Linked DNA regions of Mus musculus: region 2 is linked to region 1. A link is a contact called in ENCODE POLR2A ChIA-PET data. All regions are on one chromosome and are shown on one strand. The core of a region is the stretch at or near the end of the contact, and the rest is flanking DNA. Distances in the headings are between cores, read along the strand shown.

Evidence for each region. ChIA-PET counts read pairs that join two places held with the same protein, here RNA polymerase II (POLR2A).
Region 2: POLR2A ChIA-PET joins it to region 1 with 12 read pairs in embryonic stem cell. The contact joins the promoter of Fiz1 here to the promoter of Sbk2 in region 1. POLR2A ChIA-PET finds 5 or more read pairs at or near these places in 4 of 5 experiments (Patski and embryonic stem cell).

The regions. Positions count from the first base shown.
Region 1 is chr7:4,962,349-4,965,940 of GRCm38, forward strand. Sbk2 (SH3-binding domain kinase family, member 2) reads right to left here and starts at 2,058. Exons shown (of 4, transcript NM_001146329.2): 1 at 1,953-2,058; 2 at 583-837. The coding sequence starts at 835. It overlaps Sbk3 (SH3 domain binding kinase family, member 3), which reads right to left. Exons shown (of 4, transcript NM_001200041.1): 4 at 2,912-3,592.
Region 2 is chr7:5,012,867-5,016,458 of GRCm38, forward strand. It overlaps Fiz1 (Flt3 interacting zinc finger protein 1), which reads right to left and starts at 1,862. Exons shown (of 3, transcript NM_001110329.1): 1 at 1,759-1,862; 2 at 1-156. The coding sequence starts at 123. It overlaps Zfp524 (zinc finger protein 524), which reads left to right and starts at 2,642. Exons shown (of 2, transcript NM_025324.2): 1 at 2,642-2,694.

The DNA.
Region 1 (3,592 bases), core at 808-3,307:
GATTGTTTGTTTGTCAGGAGAGGACTGTAGAGATCAGAGGGCACCTTGGGCAGTTAGTTCTCTCCTTCCACCATGTAGGATCTGGGGAATCGAACTCAAGTCGTCAGAGCTTTCGGCAAGTGCCCTTACCTGCTGAGCCATCCTGCCTGGCCTTCTAGTTTTGAAATGGAGTCTCACGTACCTCGGGCTGACTTCAAATTCCCGATCCTCCTGTCTCTACCTCTAGGAACTCCATCTCGGGGATACTGGGATGTCAACTATCAGCTGTCAGGTCAGCTTTGTTTGTTTGTTTGAGATGGTAATCTTTCTACGCAGCCATGGCTAACTAACCTGGAACTCACTGTGTAAATCCTAGGCCAGCTTCAAATTCACAACAGCCTTCCTGTCAGCCTCCTGGTCTCTCACCTTTTCAAAGGAAAACTCTGGGGCTCAGAGAGGTTAAAGCAACTCCCTGAAATGCACAGCCCAACAATAAAGTGGGGAAGGAAGATCTGACTGAGGTTTATAAGACTCCCTGGACTTGGCCTGAAATCTCTACTCTCAGCTGTACCCTACAGCATGCCTGTGTCCAAGATCCAGTACCTTTCTGGCGGTGAGTAACCAGCAGGACACGGCCGAACCGGCCCTGGCCCAGGGGACGCACTTCCTCGTACAGCTCTTCCACCTCAGTTTGGACCAGGGTCTGGGCACTCAGAGCCATCATGTCCTCCAAGGCCAGAGCAGCCTCCTGCCCCTGCTGCAGCTCCTCTACCGTTAGGCCTCCCAGGCCTTCATCACCTCCATCCTCCACAGTTGACACTTCCATTGGCTTGTCTTCTGACTGTTTGCCTGGCATTTCTGCAAGACAGACAAAAGGACTGTGACCCAGGACTCAGAGCTCGCTAGCCTATGCCTAGGGGAGGAAGAGCAAGGAAACCTGACTTCTGAGGGGTGAGGGCTGGGTCTAGATTCCTGGGTCCAAGGGAGGAGGGCCAGGGTCTGGGCTCCAGAGTCTGAGGGAAGGGGACCACAGTCTGGACCTCAAGGTTTAAGGGAGGAGGGCTGAGGGCTGGACTCCTGGGTCTGAGGGAGGAGGGCTGGGGTATGGACTCTAGGTTTGAGGAAGAAGTCTAGACCTGGACTTTCTCATCACCACTTCTTATTGTGACTCATTTCCATTCAGTAAGAGACCCTGAGGAGTGGAAAACAGTCACTTGTGTGAGGTGAGGTCAACTGAGAGGTCAGATGCCCCCCCCCCATTCCCACTGCCACCTGGTGGCCTGAGGGTGAAAGATGAACCAAGTCATCGAGACACCCCCCATCTTGTTTCCAAAGCAAACAGACTTGGGCCCAGAGTGGATGAGCGGTTTCTCTCCAAAGAGAAAACAGGTGCTCTCTGCCTCCAGGGAAGGGTGGGGCTCTCCACAGCTTGGGACACCCGGGTCCTGCCTGTAGCTGTCACTTGGACCTGTCCCAAGCCTTTAGCACTCAATCATTTTGTGGTTCAAGTCTCACAGCTCAGAAGCTTATCCCTAGACCCAGGGCTCGAGACCCCAGCACCCAGAGAAATAGACCCCAACCCTCCTCCTTCGAATTCAGGGCTCAGACCCCAGCCCTCCCTCCTCAGATCCAGGACTCCAGGCCCCATCCATCTACCCTCAGATCCAAGGTCCCAGACCTCGGCTCTCCTCCTTCAGACCCAAGCTTCCAGACTTCGGGCCTCCTCCCTTAGACCCAGGGTTCCAGCCCTCAGCCCTCCTCCCTCAGACTAGGGCTTCAAATCATAACTTATTACTGTCCCAGGAACTTCTAAAACTCACACAACTTGGGCCTTGGATTCTGTCCCCAACACTAAAGCACTCGATTGCTTCAAGGTGTCTCTTGTCCTGTCGAGGGGCCAGGACTCTTGCCACCTGTTTTCCTGTTCAACTGCAGCCTTCCCTCAGGCCGGTTAACCTTGCCCTACTTCTGACCTGGGCTCAGAGCTCCAGACTTCGCCTTCTCCAAGGCTTGTCTGATCCCTTTCTGCCTACTGCAGTTAGCGCCTTGCACTTCGGGGGTTCCTGCCAGCATCAGACTGCTCAGGAGCAAGTCCCGCCCTCACTCTGGGGGTTCGTAAAGCTCCGCCCTCTGCCCCGCCCCTTCTGCCCCCCATTGGGGGCAGAGCGACATCGTGTGTTGAATCCTAGTACTGGCTGTGGCTGGACCACACCAGTGTGGCTTAGCTCTCCTCCCTTGGACCCAAGGGTTCAGGAAGCCTTCTATCAGACCCAGAAATGCAAACCCCAGCTCTGCTTCCTCTCTTTCAGAGTCCACACTCCAGTCTTCATTCCTCAGATGGAAGAATCTAGAATGCATCCCTCCTATTTCAGACTAGAGAGGGTCTAGGTACCATCCTCTCTCCCTTATATCCAAGATCCCCTCCCCCAGCCCTCCTCCCTCAGACTCAAGGATCCGGAGCAGCCTTCCTCTCTCAGGCCCAGGATTCTAGACCCCAGCCATCTTCCTCAGGCCCGGAATCCCCGGAACGAAACTGCTTTCCTCAAACTCAGGAATCCAGCGCTCCTCCATTTGACCCAAGGATCTTGACCCTAGCCTTCTTTCAGATCTAGGGGTGCAGCCCCTGGCCTCTTCCCTCAAAAGGTCTCGGATTTTCTTTAATCTGATCCCATCTGCTCTGTTCCTCAGCTCCTGACTCTGGCGCCCTGTTGACAAACAAATCTTTTGAGAGGTGTATCCAGGAGCCATGCACTGGGGTCCTGTTTAGGAACAAAATAAGAGAGGATTCTAAAATGATGTCATGAGAAATGACCTCAGACTGGGGACCAGAAACAGGTGGCAGAGCAGCTGGGGATCGAGGATGACTGTACCCCTTTTGCGGGACAGCTGTTGGGTTTAAAGCACCGAGAACCACGTGGGTTCACTTCATTGTCCAAAATACACTTTTTATTTTGTAGATATTTTTAGTTTTACAAAAACAATCACAAAGGTCACACAGTTGTAAAAGACACACAGTTGCCAAGGTCCCTTGGACCCTTCACACAGCTTGCCCCAAGGTCAGCATCTTACCCAAGATTCATCACTAAATTAGCAAAGCTTTCAACAATAGTCATCCATCCTACCCACCATCTTTGTCCTCAAGGTCCTTTTCCTGTTCCCAAGTCCAGTCCGGGGCACCATGGTTCATTTGGTGAACTCACTGTTAAATCTAGAAAGTGTAGGTTCCTGGTTGGGATTATAGTTCTGGCTGCAGTCTTTGTTTTCCCTGCATGAACCTCTGGAAGCTCATATCCACCACTGTGTAAATCTCCATCATAACACAGGCCTGTAATCCCAGCATTGAGAGGTGGACGAAGGATGATCAGAAGTTCGAGGTTACCCTCTGCCACCTAGTGAGGGAACATCCTGGGATACAGAAAAACTTGAAAAATTTTTTAAGTATAAATTCCTGTGATGTTTCTAGTTTCTGCTGGGAGCTGGGGACTCCAGACACACAGAACTGGAGTCTGTGTGCTGTTTGGGACAAGGAAGAGCCATGAAACTAGTCCTGGCTCTCAGGATTGATGGGTCCCTGAATATAGATGGAGCTGGGTTATTCATAACCAGAGAACTT
Region 2 (3,592 bases), core at 612-3,111, 50 kb after region 1:
TCGGTAACGGAAACTCTTGCCACATTCGCTACAGTGAAAGGGGACCCGAGGCGCAGTGGCAGATGGTGCTGGTCCTGGAGCAGCGATGGGGGCAGGAACCACAGGCAGCGAGGAGTCTTCCATGACGGAAGGTCCGGAGGTGGCTTGGGGCTTTCTCTGGAGTACAAAAGAGACACCAGTAAGAGTCACCTCTCCATTGGCCATCCCTTCCCTCGGCTCTCTTGGCTCAGAAGCAGTTGGCCCAGGTAGACTCTCAAAGTGCTAAGCCACCCCCACCACCGAGCTGCAACCACTACCCTTTAAAATTTTCCCACTCTTTACAAAGCCTCCTCGTTCTCTAACCTTCCTAGCCACGTCCACGTTGTTTTCTTCAAAAGGTGTTCTCAAGCTCTCCCTCAATCCTCTCCAAGCCTGCGCACTACAGACTAAGGCCCTCCTACTGTTGCTTGGGCGTGGGCTGCCTCTTTCAAGCCCCTCCCTCTCTTCCCTAAGCTCTTGATTCTCTTTTAAACAAGTGCCTTCACCTCGTGCTTCTAGGGAGCTCACACTAGTTCTGTAGTTTCAGAAACAAAACCTTTTTACCAATGAAATGGGAATGCCAGTGTTTCCTTCATACAGTGATGGTGTGAGCTAAGTAAAACTGTAGCAAGCTGTACAACGCACTTAGGAAAGCCGAGGCACAGGAAAGACGTAACTGAGCAGTTTGACCAAGTTCCTCTTAGTTTCTTTATTCTCATATGCTTCTTAGTTAACTTGACTTTTCTAAGTTAAATCTTCACTGAGACTTGCTTCCAAATCCCACCTAACTTCTCCTTCAAATAAGTCACATTTTTCTATAATCACCTCTACTTCGCTATTATATTCTTAGCTTGCCGCCAAGCCCCCCCCCCAAGCATTTTTACCTTCGTGATAAAAACCTGATAGTTCCACTAAAACTTTCCAAATTGCACACCTAGATCGCTGCCCCCCCCCCCGCCCCCCGTCTTGTCTTGTTGTTTTTTCTTTCTTTCTTTCTTTTTTTTTTTTTTCGAGACAGGGTTTCTCTGTATAGCCCTGGCAGTCCTGGAACTCACTTTGTAGACCAGGCTGGCCTCGAACTCAGAAATTCGCTTGCCTCTGCCTCCCAAGTGCTGGGATTAAAGGCGTGCGCAACCACCGCCCCGCTAATGCCCCCACCCCCACCCCCTTGTCAAGGTAAGCTTTTCTTTAAGTCACACCTCAGGCAAACTTCACACAACATACTCTGGGCCTCTGTTGTCTTACTGGACCCCAGTTTTCCCCTCATCTTACGAAGTTTCTTCAATTTTTCAACCAAGGCCCTTTCCCCCATTTCATGAGATTCACGCCTCTTTGCTAGGCCCCACTTTATATAAACCTCTCCATTTTCTAACCAGTCTCCACACTTTCTTGAAACCCCTCCCCTCCAACTATAAGCCACGCCTCAACAAGCTACTCCTCCAGTTCTGCCCCGCCCCGACCACCTTAAGCTCCGCCCCTCCTGCGCCCTACGGTGTCTGGTGCAGCCGGCCCCCACCCCCACCCCTGCTCGATCTTGCGAACAAGGCCCGGAAAACTGGCCCTTTGTACCCCTCTCCCTGCCCCTACAAGGTGCAGTCTCGGGCGCCCGAGTCGGGGGCAGGTCAAGCGGCCCAGGAACTAGGCAAGACCACCTTGCTTTTGCGTTGCGGAGGTCCTGGAGACCAGGCAGGCCTCCGGGGGGCCGGGAAAGTCTGTCCGCTTTCCTGTTTAATTACTTACACCTCCCTCTGGGCGCCGACATTTTGGGTAGCGGGGTCAGCGTCACTTCCACCTGAGGGGCCTCTCGACTTCCGCCTCAGCTCTCTTCTACGCCCCCCCAACCCCCCTTTACCCCTCCTTCTTGGCTTCTCTATCCCGCCCCCGCCCCGCCCTTCTGTGTTTTCCTTTCCTATTTCCAGCCGCGGAGGTTAAAGAAGCTAGGCTAGCGCCATCTTTGTTGAGGGCAGGGCAGGGGCGGGGCCTAAGTTACCCGCGGCGCCATATAGACTAAGGGCAATACTCTCAGCGTGCAGCATTTCGTAGCCCACGGTGCGGTTACAAAGAGTTAACATAGATGTGTTTAGATAAGATTGCTTTTTTTTTCTAGTCTTTGACTTCTGCTGGGAAGGATGCGGGAAGAGGGAGAAAAATCCAAGTGGTCAAACTTGTTCAGAGTTAGGAAACACCAAGCACCATTTTACTACTTTAACTCCATGGCTCTTTGAAGCTGATGGGCGCCATATTAATTAGGGGCACTTAGCAGCCATTTCCCGCTTCTCATCTATCCGGTACCTGTATTTGATTGGGTCACCGGGTTGGGAAGGCTTCGTGGGAGGAAAGGCATTTTTGCAGGTGGTTGGGGATTTTTGTGCGTTGTCACTGGGCACACGAAGGCGCCTGATACGCAGGCGCATTTGTTGCTAGCGTGTCGGGGCCTTGGGACCCAGGGCATCCTCTTTGTTCCCCGCGGGCGCTGGCAGCAGGGAAGGGAGGGAGGGGCCCCCGGCTTCCGTGCCGAGGGGCGGGGTCCAGCTCACGCTCTGCTACCTCCCACACCCCCGCCCCGCCGCCGCCTAGGGGCTGGGCCCCCTCTCTCCCGCCCCTTCCCACGCTTCGGCCCGTCGCCCCCGGCGCGCGCGCGCGTACACACGCGAGCCCAGGCAGCATGCAAATGAGGTACCCAGAGGCGGGGGGCCCGGGTGGGGGGGATGGGGGAAAGAGGGTGGTCCCGGCGCGCGCGCATAAGCGCGCACCCGGCACCTGTTCCCAGCTTCTTTGCTCTCTCCTGCGCACGTCGACCTCGCGCCCCGCCGAGCGGTCTGGGCTCGCGCGCGCAGACCCCCTTCTGGCAGCCCCTGCCACCAATGTCCCCGCGCCGCTCATTGGCCACCGTACCCTGAGGGCCCGCCCCGCTTGCGGGCTGGGCCACTCGCGCCTGACAGGCACGCGTCGTACCGGACTTGTGGGTGGGAGAGGGTCGAAGAGCCACTCTGTCACTTCATAGGTATGTTTCAGAAACTCAGCTTCTTGTCCAGGCTTCCTCATCGTGCGAACCATATGATCCTGGACAAGTTGCTTCTGTGTGGACCTCATGCTATGTGCATATTAAAAGGGGGTGCAAGTTTTGGGGGTGTAGCTCAGGCCCAGTATGTGTGAGGCCCTGATTAGGATAGCCAACACCACACACAAAACTTTAAACCAACCAAACAATAAAATAATAAAAAGAGGGGTGCAGGGTCCCCCGACAGAATCTGCTGCTAGCTGCACCTTTGACCTTTGACCCCAAGTACACTCAATTCCTACTATCCTGGGATCTTGTGGGCACTGGGGAAAGTCCTGGAGCTTTCTATTTTCTAGACTGTGCACTAAGGACATTTTTGAAGCTTCCTCATTCCTGTCGATTCTCCCAACAACCTTGGTATATTGACTTTATAGAGAAGGAAACAGACTCAGGCAAAGCCACTTGTAGAATCACATGGTGATTGTTGGCCAAACTGGATCCAAATGAAACCCTTTGAAAATGTTCCCTCAGAGGATTGCTGTGAGGCTCAACGACCAGTGCTGTAGTGCTGGC